2 separate regions of the Homo sapiens genome follow, and region 1 is linked to region 2. A link is a contact called in ENCODE Hi-C data. All regions are on one chromosome and are shown on one strand. The core of a region is the stretch at or near the end of the contact, and the rest is flanking DNA. Distances in the headings are between cores, read along the strand shown. Region 1 holds the start of LINC02182 (long intergenic non-protein coding RNA 2182). Region 2 overlaps BANP (BTG3 associated nuclear protein).

Evidence for each region. Hi-C counts contacts between places; a loop is a spot of excess contacts on that map. Pooled maps may share reads with other maps.
Region 1: a pooled map shows a loop between it and region 2 (2.8-fold over the local background). The contact joins the promoter of LINC02182 here to the enhancer-like site in region 2. A Hi-C loop is called at or near these places in 1 of 50 pooled maps.

Annotation. Positions count from the first base shown.
Region 1 is chr16:88,191,919-88,196,957 of GRCh38, forward strand. LINC02182 (long intergenic non-protein coding RNA 2182) reads left to right here and starts at 2,363. Exons shown (of 3, transcript NR_110944.1): 1 at 2,363-2,593; 2 at 2,832-2,947; 3 at 3,149-3,299. It also overlaps a transcript of ZNF469 not described here. RefSeq lists enhancers at 2,145-2,439, 2,648-3,180.
Region 2 is chr16:88,067,242-88,072,525 of GRCh38, forward strand. BANP (BTG3 associated nuclear protein) reads left to right here. Exons shown (of 14, transcript NM_001386991.1): 13 at 4,828-4,971. Among named protein-coding and RNA genes, the nearest start is that of BANP, 120 kb to the left of the region's middle. RefSeq lists enhancers at 2,488-2,547, 2,648-2,797. Within about 2 kb of position 2,295, at least 4 of the 41 ENCODE cell types and tissues checked have a DNase peak (open chromatin) inside an H3K27ac peak, as active enhancers do.

The DNA of each region.
Region 1 (5,039 bases), core at 1,113-3,612, 120 kb after region 2:
GTATATTGAAGTCCTAACACCCAGCGTGATGGTATTTGGAGGGGGGGACTTTGGAGGGTGATTAAGTTTAGATGAGGCCATGAAGGTGGGACCCCATGATGGGACTGGTGTCCTTACAAGGAGAGGAAGAGGCTGGAGCTCCCTCTTTCACCTTGTGAGGACACTGTGGGAAGCCACCTGGAAGTCAGGAAGGGCCCTCATCAGAAGCCAAGTCAGCCATACCTTGATCTTGGAATTCCAGCCTCCAGAACTATGAGAAACAAATTCCTCTTGTTGAAACCATGCAGCCTGAGCTGGTGGAAGCGTTCGGGGTGAGCATGGCTCCTGCAGGGAGATGGAGCAGGGACATTGTGTCAGGTCTAAGGCTGCTGGTAGAGCCTCAGCTTCCTTTCCTTGGCACTCACCAGGCCATGCTGGGAAAGAAGTCTGAGCCAGGTAGTTCGGAAAACACCCCCTTGGTAACTCTTTTGGGAAACGGAGACAGACATCAAGGTCTTGTCTACTTTGTGCAGGAAGATGACATGCGGTAATAAGGAAAAGAAAATGGGAGGTCCTCTGTCTCATGGAATTTGGGGTCACAAGTGTCTCTACAACACCTTACTGGGTCTCAACTCCCAGCTTCTCAGGAGCAAGAGACAAAGAATACAGGTCAGCAGAGCAGAGCCCGAGGGGCTGGTCCACAGTCCAAGTCACACATGATGAGGACAGTATTGAGAGTCATCACATGATGATGGCAGTGATGGTGGTAATGATGATGGTGGTGATGGTGATGATGGTGGTGATAAAGGTGATAATGGTGGTGATGATGGTGTTGATAATGGTGGTGGTGACAGTGGTGATGATCATGATGGTGATGATGGTGGTGATAGTGGTGATGACAATGATGGTAATGATGGTGATGGTGGTGGTGGTGGTGATGACAATGATGATAATGATGGTGATGACGGTGGTGGTGATGATGATGATGGTGGTGGTGATGGTGGTGATGATGGAGGTGATGGTGATGATGGTGATAGTGATGATGGTGATGATGATGAGGATGATGGTGATGGTAGTGATGGTGGTGGTGATGGTGGTGGTGGTGATGGTGGTGATGGTGGTGGTGGTGATGGTGGTGATGGTGGTGGTGATGATGGTGATGGTGGTGATGGTGGTGGTGGTGATGGTGGTGGTGATGGTGTTGATGGTGGTGGTGGTGATGGTGGTGGTGGTGATGGTGGTGATGGTGGTGGGGATGGTGGTGATGGTGGTGGGGATGGTGGTGATGGTGGTGGTGGTGATGGTGGTGGGGATGGTGGTGATGGTGGTGGTGGGGATGGTGGTGGTGGTGATGGTGGTGATGGTGGTAGTGGTGATGGTGGTGGTGGAGATGGTGGTGGTGGGGTTGGTGGTGATGGTGATGATGGTGGTGACGGTGGTGATGATAAGGATGATGATATTGATTATGAGAGTTGTCTTAGTCCATCTGGGTTGCTTTAACAAAATACCGTAAATTGGAGGCCAAGCATGGTGGCTCACACGTGTAATCCCAGCACTTCGGAAGGCTGAGGCTGGAGGATCACTTTAGGCCAGGAGTTCGAGATTAGCCTGGGCACTACACAGGAGGATCCATATCTCTACAGAACATTTTAAAATTAGCTGGGTGTGGTGGTGTGCACCTGCAGTCCCAGTTACTCAGGAGGCTGAAGTAGGAGGATAGCTTGAGCCCAGGAGGTTGAGGCTGCAGTGAGCAATGATCTCACCACTGTGCTCCAGCCTGGGTGGCAGAGCGAGACCCTGTCTCTAAAAAAACCCCAAAAAAACATAAATTAGGTGGCTTATAAACAACAGAAGTTTCTTTCTCATAGTTCTGGAGGCTGGGAAGTCCAAGATTAAGATCTCAGTAGAGACAGTGTCTGGTGAGGCCCATTTCCTCATAGATGGTTAACTTACTGCGCCCTCACATGGCGGAAGGGGCAAGGGGGCTTTCTAGGGCCTTTTATAAAGCACTCATCCCATTAATGAGGGCTCTGCTTCTTAACCTCGTCACCTCTCGAAGGCCCCACTTCCTAATCCCATCACTTTGAGGTTAAGGATTTCAACAAATGAATGTGGAGGGACACAAACACTCAGGCCTCAGCGTGGCCCGGCACCTGCAGAGTGTGGCTTGGTGCAATCACTCTTTAAGCTCCCGCCCCTGGTTACTTGGTTTATTCCCCCCTCCGCCACACAAACCTCCAAGGCTGGGCTACTGATCATCCTCTTCCTACAGACGAGAGACTGCAGGCCTGGAGATGGCACAGCCTGCTCAGGCCACACGGCCTGCAGGTGGCACTGCACTGCAGCAGCCGGGGACGGGCCTCACGTCCTCAGTGCCCCGTGATGTCATTTCAGTGTCGGAGCAGGGAGGGACCTGCTTGTTTTAGAGAAGGGGGTTCACCTGGGACACCCCTGAGCTTTGTCCCAAGCCTCAACAAGCCACTCACTTCCCACTTGGGAGTAGTTTCTCTGCACGCACCAGGCAGTGGGACCAGGGAAGAAATCGCGTCCGCTAAGTGGTGTCGTCTGCCTGCAAGACCTGCACAGCTCCCAGGCCTATGGCTTTGGGCACCAGGTGCTGGGCCGGCGTCTGGAAATGATTAATTCCCTTTGGAGAGAAAAACATCACAGCTGCGTGGCCCTTCCCGGTCCTGGGCGTGGGGCGGGAGGCAGCCGTGCCCGGGATTTCGCGCTGCCCCCGGCGTCTCCTTCCCCGTGCTTTTGTGACTTGATCAGGGTAGATTTATTTTCCGATCCACTGGTTTGTCAACATGTCAATTGACTTGCCTCCATCTGCTTTTTCCCCATGCCAGGACGGTGCCGGCTGAAAGGGAAGTGTCAGCTGTTCTTCTGTCTTTAAAAGGCAGCAAAGAAAAAAGCGCAGGGTTGGGTTTCGTAACGTCAGAGGAGGCCAAGGACACAGCATGGAGTGAGTTACCCGGGCGGGGAGGGAATCGGTGGGGCTGGTCCACGTCGCTGTCCCAGGGAACGGTATTTCTCTCTTTCTTCAGCCCTCATGCGTGTTGCTGGGCTGTGGACACTGGACGAGTTCGGAGAACTCTGGGCCACGTAGGCCCCAGAGGTGCAGGCTGATGGATGGGCTTGTCTTTCTCCCCTTGTCGCCTTTCAGATCTGACGGGAAACGCATGTGGGCGAGGAGGTGATGGGCTTCAAGGCGCGGCTCTCTGGTCGCAAGCCGCCTGTTCTCAGAATACAGCTGGCTGTGTTGTAATCGCACGCTGATCTCACAATAAATAACGTGTGCATGGAACGTGCCTTCAGATGAGCGTGAATTTTTACAGTGTGCACAAACAAAATCCCCCAGCCTGGAGAGCTAAAAGCAGGAGGCGGCCCAGGGGGTGACAGGGCCTGCCTTTCTGGACATGCATGACCTGCAGCCTCTGCACCGGGACTGTGCTGCTAATTATAGCTGTGTTCGTGGGCCCCGCTGGGTGGTTTTGCGAAAATCCATGATTCAGTTCACACTGATAATCTGCTCTGAGGCTGTGGGTGAGGGAGGATTTTCTGGGGGAACAGAAGGTGATCTGAGGGCTGGAGGGGAAGTGGGTTTTAGCTGGGGCTGTCGGCTGATCCTGGCCAAGAGACAAGGTTGCAGAGTTGATTCTGAAAGTTGGACGTGTCTTGGGGTGAGAGTCTCTCTGTCATATCGTCAGACTCAGCATGAAGGTGGTAACAGTCCTCGAGAGGGCATGGGCCCAGCTAACAATGGCAGATGGACGTTTGAAGAAAAGGGGGAAGAGGGCTCTTGCTCTGAGACCTCGGGGTGTCCCGAGATGCAAAGGAGAACAGAGCCCAGAGCGTCAGGAAAGGTCCCATGAGTCTCTCATTGGTCCCCCACCCTGAGCTGTCTCCAGGGAAATCTCTTCTGGAGTAATTTATATTCCATGTCAACTGGTCAGGACAGCCTCTGTGGGTTTGGGAAGGTAGGAGGGAGCTCCAGAGACAACACCGAGCAGGACTTGATGCCCAGACACTTGCTCCCAAGATGATTAACTTGGGAAACTGGAATTATTCTGCCCAGAGGAGGCTGCGTCGTGATCCACAGACATCTGATATCTCAGGCCACATCAGTAATGTTCTGTTTTTCCTGGAGACCTGTGCTCTGACTTATCCATCTGCATTTGGACATTGGAGTCTGTGAGGCCAGCCCTCGCCTTTCTGTGTGTAGGTGGCGAAACTGAGGCCTAGAGAGAGGCATGGCTTGCCCGAAGTGGTGCTGATGGCGTGAAGTTGCTCTTAGAAGTGGAGTACCTGTCGGGACAGCATCTACCTTTGTGGACCACCAGGCTAGCAGGCCTGGCCCAGAACAAGACCTGCAGCCTGTGCCAAGGAGAGAGGTGGCCTGGGTCAGGTCAGGTGCAAAAGCTGGCTCTGAATGACGTCTATGATTCTCATGAGGGCAAGGATCCCAGCCTAGTTCAGCAAAGCCATCGGGGGGAAATTTGGGTTTGAGCAGTCATGGGAGGAGTCTGATAATATGACAGAGGTACCCCCACCTCAAGACATGTCCAACGTTCAGAATGAACTCTGCAACCTTGTCCCTTGGCCAGGAGTGGCCGACAGCCCCAACTAAAACCCACTTCCCCTCCAGCCACTCCATTGAGTTTGGTGGAGTGGTGTCCACCCAGGAGTGACCACCAAAAATAGCTGGAAAGAAGCAATAAGGGAACAGGGCCTACAGGTTGGCTGCTGTGGGCCACTCACTGACAGGCCCCTTGCTCTGCCCAAATTGTCTTGGTAGCCCTTTAGTCAGGTGATATCACCCCTTCATCACAGATAGGAAAGTGAGGCTCAGAGCTCCACCAACTGCTCAAGGCCACACAGCCAGGCCACACAGAGCAGGAGCCGGAGACTGAGCACTGTTTTGTCCGATGCCAAAGCTCTTTCTGAGAGTGCACACACCTCCATGAGCCCTGTGGGCTCCTCCTGCTCTTTGGGGCATGAGGAGCGCTGCTTATGCCCTTAGGGAGATGCCTTGGGAGGGGTGACTTGCTCTTGAA
Region 2 (5,284 bases), core at 1,045-3,544:
ATGGGGCTGAGGGGGTCAGAGCCGCTGGGCTGGGTGTGGGGCGCCACAGTTGTTTGGCCTCTCAGCCCCCAGCCAGTGTCACCCAGGTGTCTCGCCCCATGCCCCATGCTGCATGGTTCCCACCTACACCACATCTGCGCCGGGGCCTCCCTCAGGGAGGAGACTCGAGCTGGAACCAGGCTGTGACCCTGCACCCTGCTGCGTGCCCCCGCCCTGAGACGGGACCCAGGGGCTTGTCCTGAGGGGCTCTAGGCCGGCCCCACCTCACCTGCTGCACTGCCACCGCTCAAACCTGATTTGAGATACTTTATGGGTATTTTATGCCAGAGTTTCAGAGTCCTTTTTTTTCCTTGGCACTATTTCCAAATCTAAGGGGGTCAGCTGCTGCCACTCCCATTCAGAGCCGCTCCCCAGTGCCCAGCCCCCCCTGCACCCCACGGCGCTCACCCTGCCATGCTCTGGCCACCCCTGCCCTGGACGGCCGGCTGCCCCAGTCCTGGTCCTCCACCCTTTCACTGACCTCGCCCTGCTCCACCCCAGGGTAAACCCCAGGTCTCCACTCAACCTGTCAATCTCCCCACTCCATTGTTCCTGCATGGTTACACCCTGAGATGAGGGAACCCTGACGATGCTCCCGGCTGAGCCTTGCCTTCCCGCAGTTACACGTTGCACGGGGCCTCCCCGTAGCATCCACTGTGTCAATGCCCCCTCCGTCCCCAACAGACCCGCCCTCCCCCCACTGTCTGCCTCCTTGTGTCGTCAGTCCGTGACACGCCACGTGTGTGATGAGGAGGTGCTTGGAGTGGCACTGCTCTGCGTGTGGCCACGCACTTCGTTTCCATTTTCACACGTAGTTCAGAGCTGGGTGTCCGACAGAGGTGCCCGAGGTGGAAAGCGTCGTGCACTCGTCCCACCTGTGGCCCCTGCAGAGCTCCGGCTGTGTGGCACGGGCTCCTGAGAGCTGGGGATGGAGGAGGTGCGGGCTTACCGTGTGCTCCTCTGCTGCTCGCCCCAGGCTTGGGTTTCCTGGCGGTCACCTGGTTGGCGTGAACCTTGGGCGTGCGCCAGGGTCCCTGTGCTGTCGTGGAGTGCAGGCAGGTGGGCAGGCGCTTGGGAGTTACCAGTCAAGTCCCTGCACCGCGCAGACCATTGCCTGGTGTTCAGGAGTTTTCAAGGCCTCGGCCTGGTGGGAATAGTTGAGAAACGCTGGTTCAGGCAGCTTGCTTTATTCACAGCCCTGAGACACCTCTGGGACAGCCCCTGAGGATATTTTTCCCGGAACTTTCTCGGGGCCAGGAGTGTGCCTGTGCTGTGATGAGTGGGAAACGCAGTTTGTGCAGGGCCTCACAGAAGAGCCCACTGGTGCGGGTGCTGGCTGCCTCCTCCAGTGGGCGCCAGCTCGGGGTCTGTGGCAGGAACGTGGGTGGCTGCGGATCCACCCAGGACAGAGTGACTGCCTGGGCGCGTGGTGGAACTGAGTGCAGAACTCCTCCCCAGCCCCCTTTCCAAGTGCAGCCTTGCCCGGTCTGTTCCCAGGCATCACTGAAAAGTTACTGGTGGGTTTGCACATTGGCAGGAATGTCTGCTCTCTCTTCCTTTCTTGGGAAGAAGGTTCTCTCTGCAGGGGCTCCACCTCCCTGGGCGCTCTCGTCCCCAGCCTGTGGTCTGAGCCAGAGTCTCTGCGGCTGACAGGGACTTGCTCTCTCTTTCCTGCCCCTGTCCGTGCACCCAGCCCAGCCCCCTGCCCCTGCACCCAGCCCAGCCCAGCCCCCTGTCCCTGCACCCAGCCCAGCTCCAGCCCCAGGCCCAGATGGAGGGCGCTCCAGTGGGCTTGCCCCGTCTCGTGAAACAGTCCAGAAGCCTCAGTGTTCTCATCGTCAGGCTGGGTTCTGAATGGCGCGCTGTCGCTGCGGGACCTCGGGGCCTGTAAAGATCATGGGAAGGGGCAGCTGTGCCGGCAGCTCCTCCTCCTCGGTGCAGCAACTCCTCTCCGAGTTTATTTCATGTCAGCAAAAAGATGGAATTCTTGCCAGCCAGACATTCAGCTCATTGACCTGCCTTTTTCTTTTTTCTTTTCCACTGACAAATTCATTGTTAAAAAAATATAAGGCATTTGCTCATCAAAAACTAGAATTCTGCTTTAAAACCACAGGCTGTATCTTCTAAGGACTTTGAGAGGCCTACGCCCGAGCCCTCCCCTCACAGAGTCCCCGCCTTCTCTCTCTGCTCCCTCTCGAAGAACCCAGGCTGGAGGGAGCCGGAGGGTAATCGTGCTGCTCCGCTATGGACGGTGGTGGCCCAGGAGAGTGCCTCGGGGACCCAGGTGCTTCCTGTATGGACGCTGCCCCCACCTGCTGTGTGATGGAAGCCCAGCCCCTAAACTGCTCCTAACCCCACCCAGGTCTCAGTTCCTCATCTGTAAATGGCACCTGCACCCCAGGGCCAGCAGCCCCTTTGTCAGCACTCTGATGTCAATGCACGCACTTCACAACGCTCTGCTCCTTCTGTCCGTCACCAAAAAACGAACGTTTGTTCCTTGGAAAAGACTACAGTTGACCCTTGAACAACACAGGTTTGAACTATGAGGATCCACTTATACGTGCATTTTTTTTTTCAGTAAAAATTATACTGAGTGTGCCTGCCTCCTCTTCCACCTCCTCTGTCTCTTCTGCCTCTGCTGCCCTGAGACAGCAAGGCCAGCCTCTCCTGTTCCTCCTCTTCCCCCCAGCCCCAGTCAGCATGCGGACGGTGAGGACGAAGGCCAGGATGACGATCCACTTCCGCTTAATAAAGATCCACTTCCGCTTCATGAATAGCAGCCATATTTCCTCTCGCCTGTGCCTTTCTGAATACCACGTTTTCCCTCGCTTACTCTATTAGAGGAATACAGGTGATGGTACACACAGCACACAAAATACCTGCTCATTGACCACTATCAGTAGGGCCATTGGTCAACAGGCTATTAGTAAAGTTTTGGGGAGTCAGAGGCTGTACATGACTTCAGCTGCACAAGGGTTCAGTGCCTCTAACCCTTGTGGTGTTCAAGGGCCAGCTGCACAATGAATTAATCCCTGGGACCATGTCGGGCTGGCATCTGACACCTGGACTCAGAGGGCCTCTGCAGTAGGGGCCGTCGGGTAAAGAAACCCCAGAGTCCAGCAGAACATCTGACTCTGGCCATATTCCTTCTTGTATAGCATCTGTTTGAGACAACAAAATCCCGAGGCAGAAGGTCGACCGCTCCTTAGGTTCATTCTGATGGCTCAGCTATTCGCCCGAGGCTGGTCCCCGAGGCTGGTGTGCTCGCAAGTCGTGGCTGGCAGGGTTGCCAGGCTTGTCTGCAAAGGACCAGGGGGGATGGGTTTTCAGCTTTGGGGGGCACACCTGGTCTCATCACAGCTGCTCACCACGGCCCTTGGGTCATGACAGGCCAGCACGTGGGGGGCCTGCAGGCCTGTAGATGCTCACTGAAGATGGAGGTTCCTAGATTTGTCATGTGGCACAAAATATTTTTTTGCATTTTTTTCTGTCATTAAAAATCATTTAAAAGCCATTCTCAGTTCACAGCTGTACAAAAGCAGCCAGCAGGTTTGCTCTGGGCGCCGTACTTTGCTAACCTCAATGTAGAGTGAATTATACTTCGTATCTTTAAAAGGCTTGTCTTCTAGCATTGCAGGTGAACTTTGCTTAGAAACATAACTATTTTTAAAAGCACATGTAGGTGAAGTCTAGTCTTTAAAAGCACTTGCAGGTGAAAGCCCTGGTCCGGCGCTGTCTCTGCAGTGTGTTTGCGGGGGCCAAGTTTGCTCTGTGCAGTGCTGCTGTTGTCCAGGGCAGGTCCCACGGAGGGGATGCTGCGGCCAGGCTCCGTGGGGTGGGGCACCCTGCGACGGGCTGCTCCTCTTCCCAGGGCCACCGGTGAGACTCTCAGTGCACAGAGTGCGGTTCTGTGTGGAGGTGTGGGATGCATCTCCTGGCCCTCCCGTAGTGGGGTGCAACCCCAAGTGAAGACCCCGTGGCTCATGTCAAGTGCCCTCAGGGCTGGGGCTGCCCACCCGCCTGCCTGGGCCGTCTTGACACCGGAGCTGCCTGCCTGGATGTTGGAGCGCCCAGTGGATTGAGTGGGAAGTGGGCCTGGGTGCTTACAGGCGATGGGGTCACCAGAGCCCACCCAGGGGCCTCGCCTGTCCCCCATTCTCATTCCATACTCTGGGAGGCGGTACAAGGTCGGGAGGGCCAGCGGGGCTCTCTGCCACCAGGACTCACTTCCGCCCATCTTGGAACTGGGCCTCACTTTCCTGCGAGCTTCTGCTGGGTTCTCAGTGCCCACCAGCAGCTCCTTTGCTCTCCCTGAGCCCTTGAGGTCACTCTGCCTTGGGAATGGGGAGGGTTTGGGTCTCAGCCTCACGCTCACGGTCCTGGCTTGGATTTTAGGCCTCAGTGGCACTCTGGGAGCGCTTGTGCTCTTCATGGTTGCCACTGGGATTTTCCAGGAGGCTCTGTGGCATTTGCTGTTGCTCTCTTTTTCTGTGGAAGCTCTGCCTTGCTTTTTTTTTTTTCCCTTTTTTCTGCTCTGTAGGTGCTTGAGGGCGGAGTTGCAGATCCAGCAGAGACTCGATGGCACTCTCTCACTGGATCTGATGCGACTTGAGAGCGATGGGGAGACAGGATGTGCCGCAGAGTCCTCGGTGTGGCCCTGAGGCCGTGTCCCTGCCGCTCAGGGGACAGCACGTGTGGGCTGGGGTCTGCGGTCTGTGGAGCCATGTGGGTTGTGGGTTGTGGGTTGTGGGCCACGCCGCTGACGGGCCCCCGTGTGTCTCCCTCCAGGTGCTGCAGGGTGCACAGCTGATCGCCGTGGCCTCCTCGGACCCCGCGGCGGCGGGCGTGGATGGGTCGCCACTCCAGGGCAGCGACATCCAGGTTCAGTACGTGCAGCTGGCGCCAGTGAGTGACCACACGGCCGGGGCACAGGTGAGTCTGGGGCCCCGCGCCGGGACACTGAAGTGATGGCATGGCCGCCTGCCGCTGCCACCGGGCACACGTGGCCCCGGGGCTTTCTCGTGACTCTTCCTGTGCAGAGGGCACGTGATTGGACACAGATGCCCATCTGAGGGTTCTACGTCTCACACTCACCGTGAACGTGAAGGTGAGAAGGTAGATCCTGCCCCAGTTCCAAATTCCAACTGATTCTTGAGACTGTCTTGTGGAAATGTTTGTAAATTCAGGGGCAGAAGTGAAGCTCTGCCCTGTCCTCCCTCCACACAGCCCTTTCCTGTGGGCTGGG